Regions from separate parts of the Mus musculus genome. Here region 1 is linked to region 2. The links are chromatin loops, found by intact Hi-C in ENCODE. Cell type or tissue: left cerebral cortex. All regions are shown on one strand. Each heading gives the region's core, and the rest is flanking DNA. Links, peaks and the distances in the headings are about the cores only.

The links. Peaks named below come from ENCODE experiments on the same cell type or tissue, not always from the same donor. Only the 100,000 strongest peaks of a DNase experiment are listed, where the experiment ranks them.
Region 1: it touches region 2 in a loop (3-fold over the local background); 8 of 42 quality-filtered maps call a loop at or near these places.

What each region holds. Positions count from the first base shown.
Region 1 is chr1:143,635,396-143,650,680 of GRCm38, reverse strand. All of the region lies in intron 10 of Cdc73 (cell division cycle 73, Paf1/RNA polymerase II complex component), which reads left to right. It overlaps B3galt2 (UDP-Gal:betaGlcNAc beta 1,3-galactosyltransferase, polypeptide 2), which reads right to left and starts at 9,984. Exons shown (of 2, transcript NM_020025.4): 1 at 9,339-9,984; 2 at 744-4,675. The coding sequence starts at 4,553. The coding sequence ends at 3,285. In left cerebral cortex, for the core only: a CTCF peak has its summit at 6,230; DNase peaks (open chromatin) are centred at 6,268, 8,687, 9,485, 9,934 and 4 more places; H3K4me3 peaks cover 7,502 bases; H3K27ac peaks cover 5,017 bases.
Region 2 is chr1:143,296,366-143,311,650 of GRCm38, reverse strand. No RefSeq gene overlaps it. Among named protein-coding and RNA genes, the nearest start is that of Gm35244, 41 kb to the left of the region's middle. In left cerebral cortex, for the core only: a CTCF peak has its summit at 6,135 (motif pointing left); no DNase peak of the experiment used is centred there.

The sequences.
Region 1 (15,285 bases), core at 2,358-10,357, 340 kb before region 2:
ACTAATTTTGGATTTGCTATGCAGACCAGGCTGGCCTTGAACACACTGAAATCCACCATGCTTCTGCCTGGGATTAAAGGTATGTGCCACCACTCCTGGCTAGACTTAATCAGGTGAGTTGGCATTGGCCCTAACACAGAACAGTAGCCGAGAACTGGTCCAGTGGGTACATCTATGCACTGCTGTATTTGTTGGCTACAATTACAGTTGTGAAATTTCTAAGTGTCACTTGCCTACTGTTAGCAGATGTAACCCAGGGCCTAAAACAGCAGTGCACAATTTTTCAAAATTAAAGTTACCATTTACCAATATTTGCAGAAGAGAAGAGCAAACAACCAAGGGACCAAATGTCTTTTCCTTTCCCTTTTCTTATGTATCCCTAACACCTGATGTCATGTGCCAGTGAGTGAACAGTGTCTGTGAGATCTGTGGGCTTGGCCAAAGAGAATAAGTAGAGAATGAGGCATAGTGGGATGAGCCAATTGTGCTTGGTTTTGTAGAACTATTAGCTTCTGCCATAAATGAAATACACAGCAGAAGATCATAATAGTGGATAAGAGCATGACCTCTGAGGTGGAAGCCTTTCATTACTAGCCTTGTCATTAAATGCATTTAACCTCTTGTAGGAGTCTAAAAGTATTGTATAAAGTAATAAGGGTGCTTTTAACAGTTCCAGATACACTGCTTCCACAGTCAGTAAGTAGTGTGCGGTGTTGTTATTGGTATTTTATTATTATTTTTTTAGGGGGGAGAATCAGGTATTTAAAAAGTTCCAATTAGGTGTATGTGCTTATATTTTTATGCATGAAAGACATTAAGGAAATGCAAATTATTTAGTTGTTGAAGATTTCATTACTTCTAATTTTATTTCAAACAAACTAATGTTGTAAATACTGAAGTTTGCATTTTCCTTTTGAAATGTCTATTAACACTTTGAGTTTAGTGTTATACAGTTGATTCTGTAAACTTTCTTTTGGTCAAATCAATATAATATAGTCATTTTCAAACATTTCTTACATACAAAAATTTTATATAAACAAGATATAATTAACAACTGGTGAGACATTATATAGCAGCTTATAAAGTTAGCATTTATATTATTGAAAATTAAATGTAAAAATAAATTAACAATAGAATTTTTATTTTAAAGTAAGGTTTGATGGTTTTCTTAGGATTTTATTGTTTAACCTAAAATTGCCTTGAACTCTCTTTCTTCCTGCCTTATTTTCCAAGTGCTGAAGCTATGCTAGCGTGTGTTCTCCCAAAGTCAAAAGTACAGACTTTTGACATTAATAACTTGACTGGTTTAATGCTCTCTGAGGACTCAGACCATGATTAAATTATTTTTTCAAATTAATGGAAATAATTTTAGTAAGCACTTAAGTATTTTTAAGAACTCTGTGTTTTTTAAGTCAGTATTTTAATCCCAGTAATCCTATACTATTATAGTTTTTAAATATCACTTAGGAGCTCTCTTTTTGTTTACATACTTGTGCAGGAACGCTCACAAACATACATAGTTCCCATTTTCATTTTAAACCTTTGTGGTATAAATCAGAGAGACTCAGTACACTGTCAGGGTCTCTCTCTGTCTTTGATCACTGGTGTGGTTTGGTGTTATCCTCTGTGTATGTCTTTTTGTGAGGCAATTCTGTTCACTACAATTACATAGAATAAATTAAAAAAACATTAGCTAAGAGCTGGATATGTTTTATAGCTGATTATTCATAACCATTTGGTGTGGAATAGAATACTTAGGCTTCTTATTTAAAAAATGAGCTATACATTTAATATAAGTAGAACTCTGTATTACTAATAAATAAAGCTTTTTGTGTGTCTGTCAATTTAGCCTTTCATACTAGATTTAGTGATAAAAACGAATATTAGAATTCTGATAGAAGATATTCTGACTCAATTAAAATTTATAAATATACATAGGATACACTGTTTCAAAGTTACTGGGCTTGTGTTTATTGATGTTACAATTCATGATAGGGCCAAATGAAATATGAGAACATTTGTATAGCATTCAGTTCAGGGCTTTGTTGTTTACCTTTTAAAAACCAATAGTACCTTGGTTAAAGTGCATTAAGTATATTGTCCACTCTAAAAGCAAATGATTATCAAACATATGTAGCTTTCTCCCCACCATTCTCTAAATGGTTTTGAATTGGTGATGCGAATATTTGTCATCTACCAAATTAAAAACAGAAGGTTTATAAACTTGACACTGAGAGAAAGAAATAAGTGCCATAAAATGATTAAATGTTGTCTGACGTACACTGCTCTCAGAATATAAGCTTTTCCTATATCTCGCTGTTTGGCAGATATACAACTTTAAAATAGATTGAATGAAATGACTATTTGTATTCCTTTTTTTCTTCCTTATTTAAGACCACACATTACCCCTGTGCTGTTATGTTACTACTTGTATTTCAGCTAGAGGAATATGATTCTATTTTAAAGACATACTTTAAGTCAGGTATAGTTGAAGATAAAAGCACTCCCCAAGAGTGTAATATTTTAAAGGCAAAATCCATTGAAATATGGTCTTGACCCTTAATACCAATGAGGAAGCAAAATTTATCTATTTTGATACCTTTAATAATTCATTTTATAAAAACTTGAGCCTGAGACACATTAATTTTTCACATTTATCACATCATGTCAAAATAATTTTCCCAGTATAGATAAGTATTAATAAAAGAAATTAAAATAATTATAAATTATTTTTAAAAGTATATTCTTGAATGAGAATTGCATTGCTCAAACACCTGAATGCTATAAATGAGTTTATGGAATAACTTAACTAAATCTTATTGCAACTGAGTCAGGTCAGAAAACTTGTTCATTGCACAATTACAAAGTTCCTTTAAAATCAATAGTACTGTCTTATTTACATTTAGTTATATGATGAAATCAAAAGTAAATCTAGGAATCTTTTTACTGTCTTCATTTCTTAAGATTTATATAGAAAATGTATGCAGATACATTGTATTGGTCCCTAATGTAAGTCTTGAACCATTTATGTATGCATGCTTATTATTGCATGTTAATATAGAGAATCTCCTCATAACAGTTATTTAAATAGACTCTTTTGGGATACCTTTTTGTCATAATTTGCAATTGTATGAATTATCTTATTCAGAAAATTTAAAAAATAGCTTTGAATTCCTTTATGTGATGAGTTGAACTAAAACTTGTCCTATGTATATAATCAAGTTTTTAACTATACATGCTTTAAGCAATATTTACAGACTCCACATTTGAACAAAAATAGTCTTCTAGTGTAGTTTGCGGTGTCGATACCTGCCTGCCTTTTCCTTTGCTGCATTGGCACAGGCGTTGTGCTTATTTTGTTGTAAATGGTTCCAGTATTTTATCAGTTCACTAGGTTGGAACTGATGAGAGGTAATTAGGTGGCTGTATTTACAGCTTGAATAAGAAACTCGCCAGTGATTGAACACGAACTCATTGGGAGGGGGCACAGGATCAACTCTCAACTTGGCAAGACAGATCCCTACATATACATCTTCCAAGTGCAAACGACGGATACCTAAAGAAACCTTAAATATCTTCTCTGCCAGATCCCCAGAAAACACATAACCAGTTCCTGAGCAGAAGACAGGGTAGCGCTCACTTGGGTAAAGGTCTGGTGGCATGTACCACTTACTGTCTTTGTTTCTGTTCGGTGCATATCCTCTCATTAGATAGCCAGTAAAATAGTTATGTCTAGGAGGCAGGTCTGGCTTTAGTAACTTGTGTATTAAGTATTCTGTGTTGACAAACATGTCACTGTCCGTTTTCATAACATAGGGAGTATGTGGACAGTATGTTGCAACCCAGTTCATACCCATTAGTGTTTTAATGGTCAGATTATAGTATGTATCTAAATATTCCTGCTGAATTATATCATGATACTGTCTGCTTTCTTCTTGAATTGCATGTTGAAGATAGCCATTTAGCTTAATACTTATGCCCAACAAAAAAACCCGTATGATTTGGATGCCAGGTGCCAAAGTTTCATTGCCCCAAGTTTGCCGTATAGCTCTTCTTGCTTCGATTTGTCCAGGTTCTGCAGCTATTAATAGTATTAAAAATGGACTTTTCTCTTGGCATTTTTCAGGCTCATTGATAATATATTTGAAATGGTAAGAGTTTGGATGTCCAGTTCCTTTTTCATTATAAATGCTGCCATTGGCACTGAGAGTGTTCTGCAGCCCTGTGACTCCCTGTGGTGATAGCTCGGTGTTACTGGAGTTGCTTGCTGTGTGAGGCCTCAGAGTCTGAGGAGCTACTTCTTTCCAGATGGTCCGAAGGGAGCTATGGTTTGTCTCACTTTTTGTAGAACGAAATCCTCGGAAAGTGTATGTCACAGGATTTTCTTTGAATCCTGGTCTACCTGGTAACCAGTCATGATGATTGAAAAACAAGAACATAGCAAAGAGAAACACTAGAGAAAGCACACCCGTAAGGGGAGTCCGGAGCAGAGACCTCTTAGGGCTCCAGGTCATTTTTGCAAAGCAGCAGTGTCGTCTTCTCCACTGAAGCATGTTGTAAGTATCCAGTAGCAGTAATGGATGTCTGTGGCCAAAAACACTGTTGTTCCGTCCTCAGTCAATACTGCGCTTGATTCATCGTCTTCTGGTTCAGGTACATGTCCCTCGATGTCATTCTATAAAGATGAAGGAAGCATAATGATTTACAAAATGCAGAATTTTGCAAACTGCCTTAAAAAGTCAGCTAATAAAAGGACCTTTTTAAGCTGAGAAAAAACTGGATAAGGCAACATAAAATTACTGACAACAAGATTTATGTCTTTAAAAGATATTCTTGTGTGTAATGAACACTCGGAAGATAAGTGATAGATTAATTTTATTTTACTTACTTGATGATTTCGATAGCTCTGCTCATCTGTCCCTTTGACCTAAAGGGTTTTAATGTTGTGTCCATGTAGACAGGAAAAATGCTTTTAGATTTCTGACAAAGGCTCGGAAAGAGGGCCTTCAGAACAGATGGCAAATTTATTGACATTAATTAAAATTGATTTGACATAGCATGGCGATATGGTGCACAGTCAGTGGCCTTTTTTGGAAAATGGACATGTATTGGCTTTGGAACAGAAGGTGCAGGTTTAACTGTGGCAGAGTTCAGTTAGTCACAGTCACTGCTTGGCATGTTTCCAGTCTCTCCCCCTGACCCCCGTGTCAAAAAAGTCAGTGAGAAGATACACCTGTCAAAATTAATTTTTAGGGTTTAGTGAGTTCAGTGTGAGATTTTAGATAGCAATAAATAATTAACAATTTACAGTACTTTGCTAATTTTACCCATCCACCCTAAATAGTACATATCTAGGATATCAGTCTTATGTGTCAATGCTTTGGGCAAAGGGTGTGTATTTTGCAGTTTTTCTGGACTTCTTGAAAAATATAGACAATAGCTCCTACTATTGTGAACTGCTTTAAATTACACTTTCCACAAAATACATTTTAAAATATTCTTGAATTACACTTTTTTGCATGATCTGCAATGCCAGAAATTAGTTTAACTTTAAAGACTTTATAGTAGCATTACACTTATAGTTCTAGATCGTTCAGAAGTTCACAAGAAATTAGTGATGCCTCTTAGTGAAAACTGGCTGTTTTGCAAGAGGCTTTTCAGCATAGCATAAACTTATTTGTATTTGCTAATTTTTTCCTTGTTTTTACCTATTCATAGATAAAGAACTGAGGGTCATAGCAGTAGTTTGAATTCCAGTAAATGGTGTTTTATGAAATAGAGACACCATGCCTAGTTTTGGCTTTTTTTTTTTTTTTTTTTTTAGTTCTTAAAAAAACAAACAAACAAACAAACAAACAAACAAACCCAAAGTAGAAGTCATTTATATAATTATTAATTTTGAGGATGGTATTATTAAATTCTTTTGATCAATAAGTGATTTTTCTATTATTCACTGAAATAATTTCTTTAAACAAAGGAAATAAAAATTTTAACATAGCCACTTATTTCTAATTATATGTGTAAATGCTTGTGCTTATTTATCTCACGATAATGATCTACTTATGATTGATAGCAGTTTAGCTTATCCTCACATAAATGCATTTGAAAAGTAATAGAGTTTACAAGGAAGTTCTCAAAAAATTGAGTGATTGTAGCATAAAATTTACACACACACCTTTCAGTTACTGCTTGAAAGTGTTAGGTGGCTATCAATGAAGTACTATTCTAGTAACAACCACTAGGAGGAGCAAGTAGGTGGGAATTTGAACAGATTTCTAATGTGTAACAGGCACTAAGGTTTGATCTTGTTTCTGAAAATGAATGGTGCATTTAGTTACTAGCCTATACCTCAAACCTAAAAAAGTATTTAATCTCTCACACACACACACACACACACACACACAAAAGCACACATGTGCGCGCACACACACACAGACAGTAGTTTCTAAAAAATCTAATTTAGTCTTAGTTTTATTTACGTGAATTTAAATCTTACCATTCTATATAAAGACCAAAGCTATTACATTCTTTGCAACATGGTTTCTGCATGATATGAGTTTGAAATTACGGAGCTTCATGGCCTGATTTAGAAACAAATTTTCATGACTGTACTTATAACTAGATGTAATTCTACTTAAAGCAGAAAACTATTTTAAAGAGTACATATGAAAATTACTTTATGTGGTAGATAATGACCCCCCCACCCCCCACTTCATAATGAGAGTACTGGGTATTAAAGGGTTATGTATATAAATTTAAAAGTGAAGTTACTTTGGAAAGTTCATTTGATCTGTTTCAAGTATTATAAATATAAATGTATCAGCTTTGTGTTGATTTAACAATGCTTAGAACATGACTGAGATCTAGTCATTCAGATACTTTAAAAGTGCAAACTTTAAAGAAAAACAGTTCAAAATGAATTAAATTCCAGGTAGGATATTTCAATGAATGGATAAAAGACCTTAAAGGGATGAAGTATTGTAGTAAGACACATTGTTTACAAGAAAACAGTGTCCCTGAAGTGAAATTGTAAAGTGTTTGAATATTATAGGAATATTACAGATTTCAACCTATAAAATATAAAACACCCTTAAATTATTTATAATTAAGACAGAAAAGATATATTAAAAAATCTATTCAAAGACATGGCAAAATTTTTAATTCTTAGTTTTGTTGTTATTCAAGAACTAATATTCAACAATTTTATTGCAATTTTATATATATTCTTATGTGGTTCTATTATGATTTTATAAGATGGAGGTATGTTTTAATTTAAATTTTATAAGAATTGTATGTTTGTAAATATTAATCTAGGAGAGCTTGGAATTCCTGTACAAATACACCTATTTGATAACCTCCTACTGATAAATGAAACGTATGCATCTAGCCTTAAATTCATTTTTTTTCTAAAGTTTCTCAGGATAGAGATCTGTCTTTCTCTGTCTCCGTGTCTGTGTGTCTGTGTGTGTATGCTGTTAAGAAAGTAAAATTGCTGTAACTATTCCTCTTTTTGTTAGATGATAAAATTATTCACAGGTTAATGCCTGTTGAATATTAGTTCTTGGAAATAAGAAAACTAAGAGTTAAAATTTTGCCATGTCTTTTAATAGATTTTAAAAAAATAGATGTTTTCTGTTTTAATTATTATGATTTAAGTGTGTGTTTACCTCTTATAGACCGAAATTTGTAAGGATGTTACTATTTAATGTATCCTCCTATAGAGTTTCTGTCCTTTGACTTTTAAAAGTTGATATAAATATATTAGTTTCTAAAGACAGTCCCAGAGTTAAATGATGGTTTGATAAGAAACACTTGTATACTTTTAAAGCTTTGAAATATTTAGTTTATAAAGCTTAATTTCTAATAAAGATACCAACAGAGGCTGGATTTTTTTAAAAATTATTTTTGATTAGTTTCTGATTGTAATTTTTATCAGAATAAAGATACTTAGTTATGACTAGGAATCTCTTGATATATGACAAAGTCTAATACACTCATTCAGTCTTAATTCTACAACACACACAGTGCTTCCACAGGGGTTTTTTTTTTGGCTTTGTGATTGTTAGGGTAGTAAGTTTTATGAAAGTGAGAGGAAGAATCAAAATACGTAGAAAGGTTTGTAAGATTTTAGGAATATCTTTGAGTCCCTGACCCCGAGCACTCTAACGTTGATTGTTCCCAGGGTAGTTTATTCTGTCCTGCAGACACATGTAGAGGCAGTAGGCAGGTCATTATCACATGTAAATAAAGCTTAGAAACCTACTGTGGATATTATTTGACCTTGTATTTGACCATTATTAATATGTGCTGTATATTAAGCTATTTTATGTTAGTTTTTTTTTTTCCATTTTTTATTAGGTATTTAACTCATTTACATTTCCAATGCTATACCAAAAGTCCCCCATATCCACCCACCCCCACTCCCCTGCCCACCCACTCCCCCTTTTTGGCCCTGGTATTCCCCTGTACTGGGGCATATAAAGTTTGCAAGTATGTTAGTTTTTTAATTTCACTTTTATAATTAACTCCAGGAACAGTCTTACACTTGATTATTTAGAATCACTCTGTTACTTAAAAACTCCCTGTTTCACCAATCTATTTAGAGCAACTATTGATCTCTCTTTGTTAAAGTTGTATTCATTGATACTGTAATAACATGTGACTGACTACTGTGGTGGTGTTATGCTTTGCATAAACTCACTAGCGTTTTAATCTGATGGCTAATGTTGTAACTTGTAGTATCTCCTTGTAGCTCAGTAACACTTAAAATTTGCTGATGTACTCCTGAATTGTTTCTATCTCTCTCTGAAGAGATAGATATTACAGAGAATATATTACTATGAACTAAGATTTTGTTTTGAAGAGATTTTCTAAAAATACCTCAAGATAATAAGATCATATTTATGCTATTTAATATAATTTTACCCCACTGTCTCTTGATAACCATTTTAAAGAAGGTGCTTTAATTTATTAGATAAGGAATCAATTTGACCTAATTTGCTAGAGAATTGCTGTTTTTTTAAAAAAAAGGCTAGAGAGCTCTTTTTTTTTTTCTTTTTAGTTTAATTTCTCAGACATTCTTTTCAGTAAATCTAGTTACTATTTGGTTTTCCTTGTAATGTTACAATCCTGCAGAATTACTCCCAGTTATTTAATTGAATAAAGCAACGACAGCTTGTCTAGTAGAAAAGGCAAATTTAAAATCGTGTATTTAGAAAGCCTTTCATAGTTTGAAGGGCAGTGGACTGTATGAACTTGTTTATCAAGTGTATCAGTGCCTGTATGGTTAGGAAATTAAAACACATTTAATGAACATCATACACAAGACAGCAACATACCTTTCTTTCTTGGTCAGACCATTAGATGGAGAGGATTATGTCTACTGAAAATACTTTTGGCACGCCATCACTTCAGCAAAAAACGATGCTATCGAACATGCGCACATCCCCCAACAGTCTGCCTCCTGTGATTGCTTTTCACAGTATCCAAAGTGTCCATCTGTCGGGGTGTCTTCAAGTTACCCTTCTTGTTCATATGTCTATATCTTATAGTCTTCAGAGATTTTTCCTTTCTTTCATTTTCTCTCTTTCACTAAACAAAAGAGCTGTAGCTGTCTGTTGTATTTGGTGCACAGTTGACTCTTTCCGACAGTTGATGCATTGAAGCTCTTTACATCTGCTGTATTCCCGGCTGGACAATGCAGTGCTGTATTCTCTTCTCAGTATCCATATTTCTAGTAATAGCGCTGAGCTGCAATGTTAAGCAGCAGAGCTGTGGTTTAGTGTTTCAGTTGCATTGGGGGAAAAAAAAAGGCTTTGCCTTTCTCCGTCGTGGTTGCCTGGCAGCTGCAGGAAGGATTTTTGAGCTGTTTTCCTGGGGTTTTGGTCTGTAATGTGAAATGCACCGTTCTTCCGTGCTGCACAGGCAGGCAGCAGTTTAAATGTGGGCTTGACAGATGCTGTCTCTGACAGAGCAGAATTTAACGTCACTGCTTGGCTGAGTCCCACGTGATTGTTTGCGTTCATTTTGACTAAAAACCCGAGGTAGGAGAAAGCTTAGAAATCTTCCTCTTATGTGACACATCATATTTATTCAGAACAAATACAAGCATTAGGATGAAATGGAGGTTATGGTTTTTTAATCTTTATTTGAACTTATGCACAGGCTTTCTAAATATTTCTGTGTTGGACGGTGGCTTTCATGTGTCTTAGAGACTTTTTTAGAGCAGAAGTAATAAAAGCTTTTACATGTAAGTTGGTGTAGTTTAACTCTTTCAGTGCATTCCTGCTCTTACAGTTTTTGTCTGATTGTTCTGATTTGCTAGTCTAGTTAAAACTCCTTCATTATCTATTGTCTATAACTTAGATTTCCTCCCCTGTTTTCTCCAGCTTATCTAAGTCAGCTGCCTGCACTTACTTCATGTTGCGATACTGCCTACTTTTTTGCTCTGTGCAGTTTTTAGTGTTCTTGAAAGTAGTAAATTTAATTTTAAATCACTTTCTTGTTATCAATATTAATTTTTTTTCATGTAAAATAATGTGTATCACAGAATTAAAAATGATATAGTACATAGAACACACATGAATAGATTTTCTTGAAGATTGGTGAGTAGTTCTGCAGGATTGGTTGCATTTTGACTAAAAACCTTAGGTAGAGACAACCTTGGAACTTTGCTTCTTATATAGAAAATAGTATGCTTATATAGATTGCAGATGTGTGTTTAAATAAGTATAGTGATGCGCTAGAGTCTGTTGCTTCTAATAATGTTTAATACTTTAGAAAATGGTTTAGTAAAATGCCATCAAACAGTTTTTTTTTTTTTCCCTTACATATTAGAGACTCTGAAATCCTTCTCTGGTATACTTAACTAAGTGCCTGGACATTTGGGCACCCCCCCCAACCCCCCCCAGGAGAGCACTCGGCAGGCATGTTTGTTACTTGTTTTTATGGCTATAACTAACAATTCCCCTCTGATATTCTAAAGACAGTAACTATATAGTTTTAGAGCTTATGCTATATATTTTAGGGATACGGACTTTATCCATTTTCACAGACCATGATATATTATTTCAGGTGAATAAAAATTACATTTCCTCTAATAGTATTCAATTACTCATCTTCATGTGTTAATTCCAGTGTGCTTTCTTGGTTTAGGTATACCCTATAACTGTCCTAGTTTGTGTCTTACTCCCCCTAGAAATGATAAGATGGTAAAAAAGAAGGAAAAAGAAAAGTATAAGGAGAAACTTAAAGCTTAGAACTTTGGCTTTCCTAAGTTAGAAGAGGAATAAAACCCGTGTTTCTTAGTATTTGGCTCTTAAAGCTATATACTATATTCTTCACTGTCTTTTTTTCTTGTCTTCATAGACAAATTATTGATTCTGCTTAAATTATTCCTCCAAAGTAGAAGTGGCCTTTTTAATATCAGTGATTCCTAATATTAGGGCTTAACTGAGGTTAGAGGTCTGTACAATTATTGTCTATTCCAAATTAGATTGAGCTATAAGTACCTGAGCTGGTTGTAAATGATATTCGCTTATGATAGCTTAATTTTCTAATATCTACTTTACAGATGAGATACTGGTACCCAGAGTTCTGTAACCTAAATACCAGCTAATTACTGATAGGAAAGATGGTTAGTTTAAAATTTTGAAACAGGATTATTTAAATTTTTAAAATCTGAATTCCTGTAATCCACTCTTAAACATTATACTACATGGCTGCTGAAGAAATTGTGAATGTTCCCACCCAAATATTGACATAGTACCCCAGGAATCATTAGTAGAATACTGAATGCATTTTGACTTTTTTCATTAAATGTTAACACTACACTGCTTTATGCTAACATGCACATTAAAGCACAGCTTATTAATTATTGGTAATATGAGGATGACTGAATACATTTTCCATCCTTTTTCTAGGGAAGGAGAAAATAACTATTCTGCCAATTATTTTTAGAATATTTTAAATCCATCCTTTGATGATACTTAGAGCAGGACAGTGCTAGCTAGATAAGTTCTCTACTTTGGATCTGTACCCCCCACAATGTCTTTCTTTAATTCTATTAAAAGGTGTTTTTATTTTTAATTTACAGTAGTTATTACATATTGGTGAGGTACCAGTGAGACATTTTATACAATGTGTACTGATCATCCCAGAACAACTGGCATATATGTCATCTCTGAGATGTCCTATTTTTGGTACTGAATTGGATTTATTATGGATCTCAGTTACTAAGGGCTTTATGGATAACTCAATAATGATTCCTGTCTATGTTGGGTTCAAGCCTGAATTACCGACTAGTGAGAATTTTGTTTTTACTGCTTTCTATTGAGCAAGTGTTTATATGACAAGGAGATCCCTAAGATTGGTAACCAGGCCTAGTGTGTATCAGGCATAGTACTCATGTATGTATACAGTAAGCAAGAATTTAAATAAGATCAACTTTTTTTTCTTAAAATTTAAGTTGACTAACAGCTTACAGTATAGAAAAATAGTAGCAATGATATAAACTTTTTTTTTTTTTTTTTTTTTTCGAGGCAGGGTTTCTCTGTGTAGCCCTGGCTATCCTGGAACTCACTCTGTAGACCAGGGTGGCCTCAAACTCAGAAATCTGCCTGCCTCTGCCTCCCAGGTGCTGGGATTAAAGGCGTGCACCACCACTGCCCTGCTGATATAAACTTTTCTTCAGTGATGTTTTCTAAGAACTTCAGGTTTCCAGGCAAGAGAAATGATAAAAATGTGTTATGTTTCAACCTTGTCAAACCTTCTTTCTTTAGTTTAGTTTCTTTTAAATCTGAATTCTGTGGTTAAACTAATTCCATCTAATTTTGCAAATTTTGCCTTGCTAGGTTTTCTATTTGTTAGTGGTGTATTAAGTATTGCTTATATAGGTCTGTTTTTATTTTTTATAACACAGGCCTAAGGGGGAGAAAAGGTATCCATTATTTTGGACATTTTGATCCAAGCCATCTATCTAACTGGTTGTTGTTGTTGTTTATTTGTTTAATTTTTTGTTTTAAAGTTTTCCTAGACATGTCTATAATTAACTCTTAAGGAATTGAAATTTATAGAAGAGGTTTGGAAAGCTACCTAATTTCTTATTTCTACTAAATACACAAAAAATATTCCTTTGTTCACAGAGTTTCTGATTCTGAGTGGTTTGCATGATATAAAATAGCAGTAACTTTGGGAATCATCTGTTTATTGTTATGTGTAAGTTCCATCATGTATCCTTGATTTTAAAAAGATTGACATGAAATGGGGTTAGAATACTTCAAACAGTGAGCTATTGGAGTTGAATAACACAAGAAGGGAACCAAAAGTCCAGTCCTGCCTCCATTGGTCTCCATTCTGTTTGTGTTTTAGTGTGGCTCCTATGTTTGATGCTCGTATATTTTATTTCAGCCCAAGACAAGAACTAAATACTTTTTCATTTCAGTACTAGATTTTGAAACAGGTCTGATTTTCATGTTTATTATAAAATTGCTATTTTACATAGTTATCTATGGACTGGAAATTAATCACCACTAATTTCATAGCTCCAGCTAACCAACATCAGTTGTCCCAGTATTCCCTTCTATTTTGGACTCTAAACCCAGTGGTACCTGGCCAACACTGCCAGAGTTCTGCTGCTTGTTGGAGCTGGAACATGGCCTGCCTTGTTCTAGTACATTATCACCAGCCTTTTGTTTCCCAAATTCTTCACTGTCTAGGTTTGGCTGTCCTGGAACTTGCTCTGTAGATTGACCTTGAAGTCACAGATCTGTATGTCTTTGTCATTTGAATGCTGGGATTAAATGTGTGTACTATCACCTGGACCTAAGCTTTTCTCTAATCAGAACTTGGTCTGTACCAGGCTGGCCTCGAACACAGGTTTGCCTCTATCTCTTGGGATTAAAGGCTTTAATACCTTGCCTGGATCTAAGCTTTTTACAGCTACTATTTCTCAAAATCCAGGTCAAAAACCTGTGTCTTCCATTTCTGGATTGTAGCTTATTCCAGATTAAAAGTCCAAATAAAAGCAATAACCAGATAATAAAAAAAGCCTAGATATATTTATTCCTTGTTCAATGGCAAATGCATAAACACCCAGCTTATCTGGGTGACTTCTTATCCAAAAGTCACCAAACATACTCTTAATCTGTTTATCTCCTTGAACATAGGAGTCAGCTCCATTCTACTTCATGGCACAGTGCTCCTTTATTCTATGTACCATACGTTTTATACTTTTGTTTTTGAAGCTTGCTCATTTTCACCAAGAGGCTCTTCATAAAAGTGAACTTTAGTAACCATGTAACAGAATTCATACCAGGTTTATTTGAGACTTCCCTTGTCAAAGCAATTAATCTAAATCTCTCCACCTTAGCCTCAGGCAGACTCTCTGGACAATGGGAAAAATCTACATTCTTCACCAAAATATCATAAAAACAGTCTCTCAGCCACATATAAAATGCTTCTCCTCTGAAACATTTGTAGCCAGGCTTCCACAGTTCAAATCACCATCAGCAACAAATTCCTCTATATTCCTGCTAGAATAGCTCTTTAAGCCCCACTTAAAGATTTCCACTGCTTTCCAAATCCAGAGTCCCCAAATCCACATTCTTCCAAAGTATAGCATGGTCAGACCTATCAGAGCAGTACCCACTCCTGGTACCAACTTCCAACTTTGTTAGGGTTTCATTGCTGTGAAGAGACACTGTGACCACAGTAACTCTTAAAAAGGACAACATTTAATTGGGGCTGGCTTACAGGCCCAGAGGTTCAGTTCACTGTCATGGCAGGCAGGTATGGCACTGGAGGAGCTGAGAGCTCTGCTTCTTGTTCCAAGGGCAGCTAGAAGACATGCTGCCTAATAGTGTCACTCCCTGGGCCAAGCACATTCAAACAACCACCACAGGGTTATTACATCTTTTTAACTTGAGATTATGTGTCATTTCTCCATTTTGGCATTTTTGTAGGAAAAAGGTTAGGATTGACTTTAAAATAGACTAGGTTGTATCTAATGTATACATGGCCTTAAGCTTGATCCTCAGCCCTTCATTGAAAATTGACTTCAAAAGTTATAAAAGTAGTACCATTTTTGAAAATACTATTTTATTTAGCAACTAAACAAATTATTAAAATTTTTACTTCCCTTTAGTAGTTGTTCACTGGTAACGTTCATTTTCATTACTATACCTTCTTTTAAAATAATATAAAAGATAAGGAGGGCTTTTGTTTGCTTGTTTGTTTTGCCTCATGGTTTTAGGGTCTATTTTGTTAAGATGGACTGCCATCACCAGC
Region 2 (15,285 bases), core at 2,493-10,492:
GTCTGTAGGGGGGAGATGAAATCATTTGCATAACAATTCGAAGAACACATTATGAGAGCTGGGAAGCAAAGCACCCAGTAAAGAAGGGGAGAAAGTCAGTGGAGAAGGGCTGCTCTTTGTCAATGTTCTTTATGCATCTATGACTCAGAGAGATGAATTCCTACTACTTTTTTTTTCATTTATTTTTCTTTCTGGATGCAAAACTTTTTGGTGTCCCTAAACTTTCAGTACAATTAATAACTTGCGCTGTAGAAATGAAGGGATAGAAAGTGAATTCTATGTTTGCTTCAATGCAGAACCGCAGTGGGAGAAACACTGCTGTAAAGAGTGAGAGAGAAGAAAGAGAAGAAGAGCATGATGTTTATTGTGGAAACATAAGCTCAGAAAACATGGTTGAGTTATCATAGAAAATGCAATGTAAGCCAAGAATTCATGGAGTAGGTAGGGGTATAGCTGAGAGGTAGAGCACTGGCTTCTCATATACAAGAGCTTGTTTTTGTCCTGAGCAAAACACACAGAGACCCAGACACTCACACTCAGACACATATCCATATGTGGCATGTATGGGAGATACATGCATAGACACACAGGCACAGACACACACAGACACACATAGAGACACAGACACACAGACACACAGACACAGACACAGACACACACAGGCAGACACACATACAGGCAGACACATACACAAACACACAGATATACAGGCACACAAACACTCACACATAGACACAGACACAAAAACATAGACATAGACACACAGACACAGATACCTAAACACAGCTACATACACACACAGACAGACATATAGACACATATATATACACATATATACACACATAGAAGCACACAGATACAGACACATAAACACTAATACATACACAGACACAGACAGAAACACAGATACACACAGAAACAGACACAGACACATATACAGGCACACACACATGCAGACATTCATACACAGACACATACACACACAGACACAAATACACAAATAGACACACAGTTATGGACACAGTCACACACACACACACATACACACACACACACACACACACACACACACACACACAGAAGGTCTTTCACATGTGCTATAAATACATGATGAGTTATTCCTCCATGTACCAAATGCCATCTAAAATTATAAAGTGTATTATGCTACTGCTCAAATCAAAAATTTTAATATCTCATTCCTGTTTTATGTTATTATACTTTTACTTATACTTTCACTGGCCTTTAAGTTTTATTCTTTTGCTTTAAATTTGTGTATCAGTGCATTTTCTAAAAACTATGAAATTATCCAAACAGAACGGGTTGAATTCCGAGGTTAAGAAGATTTTCTAATCATAATTTATGGTCCAATACAATGTGATAAAATAAGGTAGTATGTGTGCAGGCTCCCATCCTGAGGCTGTTGGCCAGATTCTTCCCCCAAATGGGAGATAGAATTTCTGACACTAGTTAGAAACACTCAGGACGAATTGCTGGATCTATAGAATGGTGCATTGCATTCAGACAGTTTTCAGTGAACTGATTAAATTTGTAGGGATTTCATCCTATGTACTAGAATGTGTGTTTTTCTTTTTCTGAAATTATAAGGACTAGCCTCTGTCTTAATTTCAGAGTATTGTAACACCTTTATTATCATGGCTTCATATATTATAATGTATGAAAGAGTTATTTTCCCCCAAGGCTCTATTTTTTTTTAAATTTTAATTTAAAGTATTTGCAAAGCTGTTGAAACGATGGACACAGTCACAATGTGCAGGAGCATCTTTCTTTCAGGTTTCTCCTGGCGTAGTGATTAGTAGTGTCTTCACTGCACATTTAGGTTCTCAGAATTGCTTATCTGTGGTGTGGATCAGTGAAGAATCTGGTTGAGCTGTCGTTACTTTACATAATTAAGTTCTTCTTGCCAGAAAAAGAAAGTAACAAATTATGGAGTGAAACAAGCCTAAGATTGGGCTTTTACAATACTTTCTGTTCCTGTTATTTTCCCAGATATAATCGGAAACAAAAGCAAAAATAGATGAGATGAAGGGTCAGTCGGGCTGACAGCTCACATTTTCTAGAAAAAATCTTAGGAATGCTCCTCCGCAGACCCCTCCGCAGTCAGCGATAAACAGCAAATGCCATTAAGAAAACAACTTCTCATTGTTCAAAAAACAGACTAATATGTGGGTGAGGCCAAGGCCAGGGTAGGGAGAGACTTTGCATGTAGAGAAATTGGTCCAAGTGGACACTTGGATACAGAAAGGGTTGACAATGGAAGGGTCTCACAGCCTTTGGAGTAGCACAGACTGACCTTGCAGCGTTGTGTTTGACTCCTGCACTTCCGTGTAAAATATAGGCCTAAACTAAGTCAGAAATAAACTTTGCATGCTGGCAGGGATATTACCCACACATTCTGCAGGCATCTGTGGATGAAATCAGTCTGCTTGCTTCATTGTTCTGAATCCTTTATTTCTCTTTCCTCTGGACGGCCTAGTGTCCCGAGTGGACTCCTGTCCCTTCTATTTATAGGGTTTTCTATGTGGTGGTGTCTTTCTCTGGTTAGTGTAATAGGAAAAAAAATGCATTTGCTTATCTATTACAAATGAAAATCACTGGGGAATCTAAAGAACACTTTCAATTCCACGACCATTATTTCAGAAGCAATCACATGCAGAGGAATGAAAGTCAAACACAGAGAAAAATGCTGATAGATTGGGTAATCTTCGTGACTCTCTGGGACCATCATTATTCCAGTGTTCTAGAGGAAAATGCAGATTTGAAAGATGGTAAACCCCAACCCGTGCAATCAATCACTCATCTCCTGTAGCAATAATAATTGCCCGGGAGGTGCTCTTCAGACGTTAGCTATATAGTCATTCTTGTTTGTTCCAAGGCATACTAAATCTTATGTAAGATTACAGGAGCGCTCTCGCCCGGCTAGTGTGTGGCTCCAGGATATTTTCAGAGACAGAGACTCAGTCCCATTCACCTGTGAATGATGAGGTCAAAGTCAGTTCTGCAGCTGCAAAGAGCAAGAGCCTTGACATTGTCTTTCCTCCAGAATCCTCTGTCCTTTTCGTCTAGATTTTAAAAATAGGCATCTCTCTGCCTTTTATGTATGTGAGCCACCTTCGTAATCGGAAGGTGATTTTATTAATACAGTAAATCATATTTGACTGATACTTTAGAAGATGCTTTTCCTGGGTAAACTAGAAGCCCGGCATGGCTTTTCCTGATGTTCTTAAATATTTTATTAGCAGAGTCTCTTCACCACCCCTTCCTATTCATAGTCTCCTTCAGTTTAATGATATAAAGCAGGTGACAGAGTTGTCGAAACTGGATTTCCAGTAGAAACAGTCTTTGAAAATGTGGTGTGTTTTCTTCCTTATTTTTTTCTTTATTCATTGTCTCTGGCTCAAAAGGTCCAGACGGCCGTTTGGAGAAAGATATATCTTGTTTGTAACTCATGTTCTGAGAGTTTTAGAGCCATGAAATTAAATGTTATTGTTCTTACATCTTTTTAATAAAGCTTTTGGTTTTCTTTTTCACATCCACTCTAAAGGGAGGCTGAAACACTACTTCCCTTCCACTGTGTTCTAGTGATGCTGCTAGAGTGCTTGTGAGGGAGTCCATGTGCAGCATTGGGGGAGTGGTGGGTCTGTCTAGATGTTCAGGGAGAAGGTTTTTTTATTCATTAGCAAGTTCCTTAATTATGGGCTGTTCGGGTTTCTCATCATCCTTAAAGTTCATTTCTAATCATTTCCCCCAAAGAGAATGGAGGCTGAATATTCAAAGCATTATTAAATACAGGGGACTACAAATAACTGCTTTCCCTTTTATCTTTCTGAAAATTGTGAGTGGCAGGGGAGAAGTCACAGGCATGTAGGCTACTATAGCATCTCTTGTCTTCAAAACTGTCTACTGGAATAAAAACATGCAAATATTGGCACGTGTCATAGTTCAGAGTTTGATTCATTGTCACAAATTACCATGCCACATTAGTGACACTCAGGGTGAGAAAAAACAGACTCAACAGCTTCTCAAGTACGTGTGTATGTGTGTGTGGTGCGAGAGTAAGAGAGAAAGTGAGGAAAGGAGGAAGGGAGAAAGAGGAAGCTAGTGAGAGAGAGAGAGAAGAGAGAGAGAGACAGAGAGTCAGAGAGAGAGAGGAGAGAGAGACAGAGACAGAGACAGAGACAGAGAAATGACAACCTTGGCTATTGTTCTTCAGGTGTTGTCCATCTTGGTCTTTGAGACAAGTTCTCTTATTACCTTGCAGTTCCCTGGTTCTGCTAGACTGGTTGACTAGTAAGCTAGAAAGATCCATCTGTTTCTCCCTCCTGGCTCCACCACTACATACAACACCCTTTCTTTCTTTCTTTCTTTCTTTCTTTCTTTCTTTCTTTCTTTCTTTCTTTCTTTCTTTCTTCCTTCCTTCCTTCCTTCCTTCCTTCCTTCCTTCCTCTCTCTCTCTCTCTCTCTCTCTCTCTCTCTCTCTTTCTTTCTTTCTTTCTTTCTTTTTGTGCTGGGGCTAGAGCTCCAGTCCTTATACTTGCATGATAATAAATTCTCGACTTACAGAACTATTCCCCTCACTATTTTTTCTTTCCAGTTACTATCCCTCATTTTCAAAGAACTGAATTCTAGCTACATTGATATACTTTCTTCCGTTTCGAAGTTTACATAATACAAATGTAACAAGTATTAGTAATTTGCAAATAAGTATTCAATATGGAGTATGTGTACTGTATAGCACAAATAAGAGCATATCAATGTGTATTGAAAAATATTATGTAACATGGTCCTATATTTGTTATTGTAAAAAAAATAACATAATAATATATTTGATCTGGCTTCCTTTAATGTAGAATGTGTTTAAAAAATTGAAGATTTGTTTACAGTGTTGTGTGTAGCTTTATATTGCTCAAGTATTCACTAAATTTGACTGTTAATTTGATATTATATTTGTAAATAGACAGTTTTTTTTCCTTAGCAAGATAAGAGTGTTTAAAGACATATAACTAGGCTTTTTATTAAAAGCCTAGGTTATGTATATATACATACACATACGTATATAATTGGTCCAATCACTTCCATTGGTTAAGCTTTTTCTGATAAGTAGAGATACCTTCCCTCTGGGCCAGGTCCTTATGGAGGTAGTTACTCACGTTTATTGACAAATGAAAAGCATCTTTAAAGTACCCAGCATGTGGACAGCAACATGCATGTGCAAATGATGACTAGTTCCCTAACCGGAAGAGACTCTTTTTTTTTCATTTTATTGAAAATAGATTTTTTCCTTATATAATGTACCCTGATTATGCTTTCCCCTCCCTTGATTCCTCCCAGTTCCTCTCCATGTCTCCTCTCAACCAGAATCTACTCCCTTTAAATCTCTCATTAGAAAACAAACAGGTTCTAAGGGGTAATAAAATATAAGATAAAATTAACACTAATACATTGGAGTTGGACAAGACAAACAGAAGAAGAAGTGCCCAGGATAAGGCATAAGGAACAGAGACCCACTTGTTCACTTGCTCAGAATCCCCTAAGAACACTAAACTGGAAACCATAATAATATACACAGAGGACCTGGGGCAGACATCTACCCAGGGCCTGTGCTTTTTGCTTCAATCCCTGTGAATTCATGTAAGCTCTTTATCATGTTGATTTAGTGGGCCTTGTTTTCTTAGTGTTTTTCATCCCCTCTGGCTGTGATATTCTTCTTCTTTTTTTTTTTTTTTCCCTCCTCTTTCCTGGGGTTTGCTGGGCCCTAAGGGGGAAGATTTGATAGAGACATCCATTAATGTCTGAGTGTTCCAAGGTCCCTCCCTCTGTATAATGTCTGACTGTGGGTCTTTGTATTTGTTCCCATCTATTGCAGGAGAAATCTTCCGTGACGGTGCTCCAGCAAGGCACTGGTCTATGAGTATAGCAGAATATCATTAAAAGGCATTTTTATCACAACTTCTTCTTCTTCTTCTTCTTCTTCTTCTTCTTCTTCTTCTTCTTCTTCTTCTTCTTATTATTATTGTTAAGACCAGTAGTTTTTGGTTTTACTAGTTTCTGGGCTAATTTTCGTTCTTGGCCACTCAAACAGTTTCAGGCAAGGGCTCCATCTCCTGGAGGGAGCTTTAAGTCAAACCAGACAAAGGTTGGTTACTCCCCCAAGTTTTGTGTCACTATTGCCGTAGCATATTTTTCAGGCAGGACATCATTGTAGATCAAAGGTTTTGTGTCTGGGTTGGTGTTTACATTCCTCTTTTGGCATGAGTACTTTCCCATACCCAAAGACAGCAGCACAAAGGGCTGATGGTTTTGACGTTTCTTAATGAGTTGTGTAGGTGTTGGCTTCAGCAATGGAATCTTGCCATAGGTTTGTGGAAAGCAAGGTATAGTCTTGAAAACAGCATGGGCTGTTTGGGGATTTCCATAGGACCCCTTTGGTATACAACTTAATTAAGATATAACAGAATCCTGGTACTGGAAGCTTCATTTGGTGACAAGAGATGGCCAACTGGGACTCTGACTTCCCCATGGGACTGAATCTTCTTCTGTCCTCATTGCTTTAAATTCTGAGAACAGACTAGGGAGCAATGCAAACTACTTATTAAAAGCAGGGAAGAGTTCCTTTTGTCAAGATTAAAAGGAATTCTTGATATCATTTATCCTTTGTCCCCTCTTCATTAGTTTTAAATTCAAGCATTTACATTTAATTTTCAGGAGTTTATTGTTTAATTAAAAACCCCAATTACTCACTGGGCATCTAAAAATAATAACAGAGTATATAGTGAAGAAAATTTAGTTTACTATGACTAAATTTTCACAAAATGAGGGAGAAATTCTAGATATACAAAAGTTATACTTTTGTTTTATTCTACTTTCTTGGCTATTTACCGTTAAGGTTGGCTCCAGAGGAAAAAAGTAAAATCAAAAGGAGGAGAGTCTTTGTAGCACTTGTAGTTAAAGGTATTTTATGGGAGAAAGAGAAGAGGTGGTTTGTGTGTAAAGAAAAGAAGGAAGCACCATGTGATTGAGAAAAGGGCCCGCAAACCATTTTCTATGCATTCTTCAGCTCCTCTTTGCCAGTGAACTTGCCTTCCTCCCTTTTCTCTTCTTTTCCACCCAGAATCCAGAAGACCTGGGAACCCTTATTCAATATTGTTATGAACAATCATATATTGGCAAATTCTTCATTGTTTTTTTTTCTTTCCTTTTTCAATTTCTCTACAACTAGTGTCAGACTTAGAGCCTCACATGACTAAGCAGGTTCATGGAATATGCAATCTTTAAAAATTACAGTAGAATATGTATAGATATTTTATTATTTAAATTGGTCATTCGAGCACAGGGCTAAACAGAGAATTCTCAACAGAGGATTCTTGAATGGCCGAGAAGCACTTAAAGACATGTTCAAAGTCCTTAGTTATCAGGGAAATGTAAATCAAAACAACCCTGAGATTCCATCTTATACTGGTCAGAATGGCTAAGATTTAAAACTCAAGTGATAGCACACGCTGTCAAGAATGTGGAGCAAGGAGAACACTCCTCCATTTCTGGTGGGAGTAAAAACTTGTACAGCCTCTTTGGAAATCAATTTAGTGGTTTCCCAGAACACTGGGAATAGTTCTATCTTAAGACCCAGCTATACCCCTCCTGGAAATACCTGAAAAATGCTCCACCATCTCACAAAGACACTTGCTCAACAATGCTCACAGCAGCTTTATTTGTAATAGCCAGAAACTGGAAACAACCTAGATGTCCCTCAACTGAAGATTGACTAAAGAAAATGTGGTATATCTACATACTGGAATAATATTCAGCTATGAAAAAGACATCATGAAATTTGGAGGCAAATGGATGGAACTTGAGAATGTCATCCTAAGTGAGGTAACCCAGTCCCAAAAGGACACTCATTGTATGTACTCACTTAGTGGATATTAGCCATAAAATACAGGATATCCATGCTACACTCCACAGATCTGAGGAGGCTGGACAGGAAGGAGGGAGGGTACAAGCAAAGATGCTTGAGTCTCACTTGGAATGGGGAATGGAATGGTCATGGAAAGCAGATGAAGGGAGGGAACTGGGTGGGAGAGGGGAGTGGGGAGTTTCAGGGTCAGAGGAGGAGCAGGGGGTATGACCAGGTAGCCATGAGAATGAATGGAAATCTGCAACTGATGTGGGGCAGATAGGGGGTATCTCCATGAAGAGACAGAGACTTGGGATAGGAGATGCATCAAAGATTCATTGGAGGTGTCCTTAGCTGTGACTCAGCAATGGGGATATGGAGCCTTGGGAGGTGACCTCCTGTGGCCAGGCAGGAACCCTGGTGAAGCTATAGTAACACTAACTCACCTGAAATTTATCCTGTCTGCAAGAAATGCAGGGAATGTCCATGAAGCAGAGACTGAGGGAAAGGCCAATCAATAGCTGACCCAATTTGTGACCTATCCCAGGCATAAGCACCAATCTCTGACACTATTAATGATACTCTGCTATGCTTGCAGAGTCAAGTCTAACATGGCTGTCCTCTGAGAGGATCCACCCACCTACTGACTCAGACAGATGCAGACACCCACAGCTAAACAGTGGATGGAGCTTGGGGACTCTTCCAGGAGAACAGGAAGAAGGATTGCAACGCCTAAAGGGGATAGGAACTCCACAGGAAGATCAACAGAGTCAACTAACCTGGACCCTTGGAGCTGTCAGAGCTTGAACCACCAACCAAAGAACATATATGGGCTGGACCTAGGCCTTCTCACACATATGTAGCAGGTGTGCATCTTGGTCTTTATGTGGGTCCTGTACAACTGGAATGGGGGCTATCCTAAAAGCTGTTGCCTGTACTTGGTGATGTGTTGTTCTAGCTGGGCTGCCTTGTCTGGCCTCACTGGGAGAGCAACCACCTAGCATCTTAGAGACTTGAAGTGCTAGGATGGGTGAGACCCACCCTCTCAGAGGAGAAAGGGATGCGGAGGGGGAAAGGATTGTGGGAGGGGGTGACTGGGAGGGAGGCAGTGAGCAGGATATAAAGTTAATAAGTAAAAATAAAAAGTTTAAAAAAATTAAAAAAAGAAAATCCTCTTTCACATTTTTCTGAATTAATAAAATTTAAAGGATCAAAAAAAAAAGGTTATTACTGTCAGTTGGTAATTCCAGTGCACAAACTATGTTATATAATATTTTTCAATATACATAGATATATTCTTGTTTTGCTAGATGTCATATAATTTGTGTTTTCATATTGTTGGCAATTTCAGTCTATAAATACCTTACGTTTTCAATGTCTTTAGGTACTTCTCTGAGAATGTGTTTCAAGGAAAATTGTACTGCTATTGCCTACTGCTTTAGTCTAGAAGTCTCCAACTTCCACTTTTCATTGGTGTATAGTTTGTGAAAATGATTTCTAGAAAGTGAACCTAGATTATTTGGCTTTAGACTTAAATCAGCTTTTAGGACCATAAGGAATGAAATTCTGTTCTTTACAATTACCTAGCCTCAGACATTCCGTTACAGCATCACACATCAGACTGCACCTAGATTACTAGGTTATTTCAAAGATGCAAGAGTAGCTTGTTATGGAGCGAGGCCTGACGAGATTCTTATATATAAAATTACAAACAGTGCTTCAGTTTGTAGTTTATCTTCAAGTACAAATAAGTACACATTTGTGAGAGGGATCTCTAAGTCTCATTTGCTCCTTATCTATGAGGAAGCAAATGAATACAGAGTTGTGTTGCTAGTAAACACAGTTTTGAAGAAGTTTATATAATGCAAATGTTAAATATTTGAATAAGTCAAATCCCCAATCAACCCAAGATGGTGAGAGCCAGTGAGAGGGAACCTTGCTGCTACTTGTAAATGTATAGAAGCCTCATGATTAAGATGAGATTTCATTAGGTCAAAACCATACCTCTTCAACAATTGCCTGTGCTTATTATGCTTGTGTCTTAGAGTTATTGCTGTGATGAAACAAGTTGTGACCAAACTTGGGGAGGAAAGGGTTTATTTGAGTTGTCCTTCCACATCACAGTTCATCATCAAAGGAAGTGAGGACAGGAACTCCAACAGGGCAGGAAGCTAGAGGCAAGGACTGATGCAGAGGCCATGGAGGAGTGCTGCTTACTGGCTTGCTCCTCCTCTTGCTTTGCTCAGCCTGCTTTTTTATAGAACCTAGGACTATCAGTCCAGGAATTGCACCATCCACCATGGGCTGGACCCTCCTTATTGATCATTAACTAAGAAAAGGTCCAGCAGTTTTGCCTGCAGCCCAGCTTTATAGAGACACTTTCTCAATTGTAGTTTCCTCCTCTCAGATGGCTCTAGTTTCTATTAATTTGGTATAAAACTAGCTAGCCTGGTGTGAATGTGAGTTGGTGTGAATAAAGCAATATATAGTTTTCTTGCATGTGGACGTCTATCCTGAAGGACTATCAATAAAATTATTTTAGAGGAAATAGAATAGGTACTTGTAGTCTGTTTTGTGCTGCTATGGCAGAGTATCTGAGACTTGGTAATTGTAAAGAACAGAATTTCATTCGGTATGGTTCTGAAAGCTGATAAGTCTAAAGCTGAGGCATAGTTATATGTACTGAATGTGTTTACTTTATCATCAAATCTTCCAGAGGTGAGAAATACTATTCTTTATATTATCACAAGGGCAGAAGGGCAAAGAAAAACTACTTGTAAATGTCCTGTTCAAACGTGTGGGGCTCTTGTGGCCTAATCAACTCAAAAAACAAAACAAAACAAAACAAAACAAAACAAAACAAAAAACTCTATGTTTCAATGCCACATTAGTTTTAGGAAGACATCCATACAATTGCAGTGAACTTGGTATTGCGGGGACAGTTTGATTTTATTGTAAGTCCTAGGACCTAGGAAACCTCTTAGTCAGGTAAACGGACATAGTCCTTCACTCTATGAAGAACTGTTAGTCCATAGCTGTCTCCATCACCAGCCTATACATGGACAGACACATTAGTTTGCTTAGGAGCTATATGTAAAAATGTACCAAGATCACATGTTAGTGTCAATTGTCATTACTCAGTTTTCATCGAGAGTATGCTATGTTCATCAGCCTAGAATTCCACTTTAGATGCAAAACTGAAACTCCACTGAGGAGTAATTATGGAGAACAAGGAGGAAAGGAAAAGAAGAGTCATTTGTTAAGCTCCAAAGAGCCTATGTAGGCACCTCACAGGAACAGTTTAGAAATTCAGATGTGATGCCCCGTGTCTGCCATCCTAGCACTCAGGGAGCCAGGGCAGGAGGGTCAGGCCCAGTAGGGTTAAATAAGGAACATTATAAAATGAGAGAGGAAGAGATGGAAGAAGGAGGGAAGAAATAAGGAAGAGTTAGAACAGGGCACTCGAAAGCTGGCAACAATTTTAGACCAATAAATGATTAAGGTCTTTGAGAAGTAGAAGTCACCATTTCTGGCTGATGTCCTCTTATCCTAAATGATAAGTACAGTTTCATGCTTTTTGAAAAAATGAACTTTGCATATTTTGGGATGGGACCTAAGTTTAATTTACTTATGTTTCTTGATCACTTTATAAACAGCCTAAGAGTAATTCTGCCCAATATTCAAAAAACATTGTACATAAAACAGAGGCCTATTGTACGTTTCATACTTGTGGAGTTAGGTCAATGCTTGCAGTTACCGATTTGGGGTAATGTATAATCTTTGTTTTGGAGTTTTGGATTAGATGTGCTCCACTGTACTTATTTGAATCGAGACAAAGGACGAAATAAAATCAGATTTGCTCTTAATTCCTGGTTCTATGCATTTTTTTTAACAACTTAATTACGTTTTCTCCAACCAGAGTTTGTGTTTGTGAAATTACAATATGTGAATATTTAGGAGAGTGCTATTCTTTATTTCTGCCATTGCTAGTATATGTATTCAGGAGTTTTTTGCTGGAAAATCTGTGTTTTCTTCTTGGGGCCTACTGTCCACTTTCTTCTTAATGTGTACATAGGTTCTTAGTTGCCTTTGATGGAAATCACTACTTTTTTTTGTGGCATCTGTGCATATGAGTGCACAAGTAGACAAACAGCAACCAAGTGTAAAGGGTGGTCTTGGGCTTAGGTGATGATTAAGCTTAATTAACAACTTGATAGGATTTAGAATCTCATAGGACTCATACCTTTGAGTGTATCAGTAAGAGTGTTTTGAGAGGTTTAACTTGAATGAGAACCCACTCTTACGTGCGGTGCAGTCTCAGAAGGGATAAACAGGAGAAAGCAAGTGGAGGCCCAGCACTCATGTTCTGCTCTCTGCTGCAGGTGTGATACCTCTTTGAGACAGAGTGGCCTTAATGCAGTGGCCCAGAGAAAACCCTATTTCTGTTCGTTCTATGAGGCACCCCACTGAAGCAATGCAAAAAGCAATGAATACAGGTTTCCTATTAAATATCTGGGACATTGTCTTCCCTCCGTGCTTCTCCTGAAATCTGGTTGATTTGGTTCATCTAGGGACCGTTCAATGCTTCTTCTTTTCATGAGACTTAAGTTATCTCATGAATAAGTGCTACGTAAGTGAAAATAATGGAAAACAAACAACAATTCTGGTCCCTGGGAATCTGTGCTTTGCACTGAACTACAGGAAATTCTTTACTACCACAGACTTCTCTTTGAACATTATTTATGATAATAGAAAATATTCAGTAGGGTGTCTTAGTTACTCACCAGTGAACTGACAGCCCAAGTTGTCATTAGACTACACTAGCAACATTCACGTGATTGAGTCACATCGAATTGGAATGGTAGTGAAATGAACCCTAAATGTGTTCATTGATTTAAAGGGAAAAAAAGCACTATTTCCTCCATTCATGTCAATTTAAATTCTTCTTTTTAGTTTTTGCATAGGTTGCTAATGAAGGTGGATATAATATTTTTGATTGGTTTGTATCCATTGTTTATTACCCAAGAATTACTTGTGAACCTTGAAATTAATTTTAAAGACCTCGTTGTGTGAATGTAAATAGAAAAAAAATTCAGACTGGAACTTTGAAAATACAAAAAAGAACAGTTAGTCTAACCCATCCCGATTTCCATGCTGCCTTGAGAGCACACACATACTGGGTTTGTCATATTTGACTTTTAATTTCAATTAACTGTCTGTAGCACCGAATTGTTTTTGAAAATTTGAATCGATATTATACACACACACACATATATATAAAACTATTAAACTCTATACAAGGCAGACATATGTATTGATATCAAGATACTTAACATTTGCTTAGGTGAAACTTCAGCATTTAATGTTCTAGGGAGAGTCTAGGGAGAGAGGAAGAACTAGAAAAGTGTTTTCCAGGGCATCAGTAATGTTCAATATGTGAGTGATTTTAAAACGATGACAGGACTGGGGCTGAAACAGTGAAGAGCACTTGCTGCTCTTTTTCAGGGGACCACATTTTGGTTCCCAGCATCTTTGTTGGGCAGCTCACAACACCTCTAACTCCAGCTCCAGGAGATCTGATGTCCGTTTTTGGCCTTTTCAGGGATCATCATGCATGTTATCACCCCCCCCCCCCACACCCGCGTACACACTCTTAAAGAAAACACACACAATATTGTCAGAAAAATCACAAGGATAGCTGCCCTCTAAGAATAACAAACATTAACACATTTGTTAGAACAGCCATGTCTTCTTCAAAAGGCTCCCAGAGTCAGGCCTTTTGACATTCCCGAATAAAAGGAAGGAGTAGGGACGATCAGTGGATTTTCATCTGAGATTTCAGCCACTTTCTTCTGTGCATCTTTGCCAAATATTTATGCTTCAGCGCAGCCTCACATGGCCTTCTAGGGTACAAGACTACACAGAGAATGGAAGGGTCCCTGAAGAGAGAACCTCATCTATGCACCTGCATGTTAGGTAGCATCCATTCTGGCCAAGACTTTATGGTTGTATGACTGTTTGGTGGTGGTGATGGTGGTGGTGGTGGTGGCGATGGTGTCTACATATACTCCCATAACTATGCATACTCTATAAACTAGCTCAATAAACTCATTGATTTCCTAAGCTGAATTTGGTTGTCATTGCTGCTTTGGGCTCTCCTCGGTACCCTGTGCATAGTAAAGAGATGTTTGTTCATATTTCCTCAGAAAGGGTTTTTGCAATAGAAGTTAAATACTGTGATTTTTAGGAATTGAATCAAAAATGCTTAAGGATGGCATTTCATCAACTTCTGGATAAAAATTGAAGAATGATATATTATTAATATGTAATAATGAGTATGTTATTATAAGATATATTACTAACATTAAAATACAGAGAATAGAGTTTTTTTCTCTAGAAAGTAAAGAAAGAAAAGTCGTGGTTAACTAAGTCCTATTTACTTTTTTTTTTATTTCTTAGCTCATTTAGTTCAGAGTTTCTCAAAGTGAGATTGCACATAAATATAATATGAACTCACCATGCATTATTGTAGTACTTGCTAAAAATATAGCTTCTGGGTCATCCTTTAAACTTTCTGCACCATGTCTCTGATGTACAATAATGCCTAAGAACTGTGTTCAGGTTTTCACTCTCTTCAATATTGTTAGACAGTTTTATATTGAAGGTAAAAGAGGTCTTCCACATCGCTTAGTTTCTAGTGCTATTTGCACTGTGTTCTCTGCAAAGGGGAGTTTGTTCTGCTGTGGGAACTATTTCATGTGTGGGACTTGGCAATGTCTATGAATGCAATGCCTAACAACACGGATAGCAGAATCTATAACCTGTGGCCCTGTGGAGTCAGGTCTTTTGCACAATCTTTTAATATTTGAATAACGGACAGTATGTCTGTTGAAGTTAGACTTAATAATGTCATTTACTGGAGAGCTGGTAAGCTGGTTGGAAACTTTTTCTTTTTCTTTTTGTATAAGGCCAGACACGAAATACTTTATGCTTTGTTAACCATGTAATTTGTGGTGTAACATACGCCACTGCTGTACTGGAAACAGCCAAGAAAAATACCTAAGTGAATGAAAAAGACTGCCTTCCAATAAAACGTTTTTTTTTATTATTATTTATAAAGCTGTCTTTACATCTTGCATTTGCCCTATACATACTGTCATCCTTTCTCAAAAAAGCTACAGTATACAGTATGATGGTTAAAACTGTAGCATGAATATTGAATAACTAATTGTGAGCTGTGATTGTATGAGCATACTGGTTAAAATATCTTCTTTGGTTTTTGGTTCTTCTCTCTTACTATGGATGCTACATTGGCTCTTTTATGGATAATCAAACCTTGGGTTAGTTTGTAAAGATAGTCACAAATTATCCTC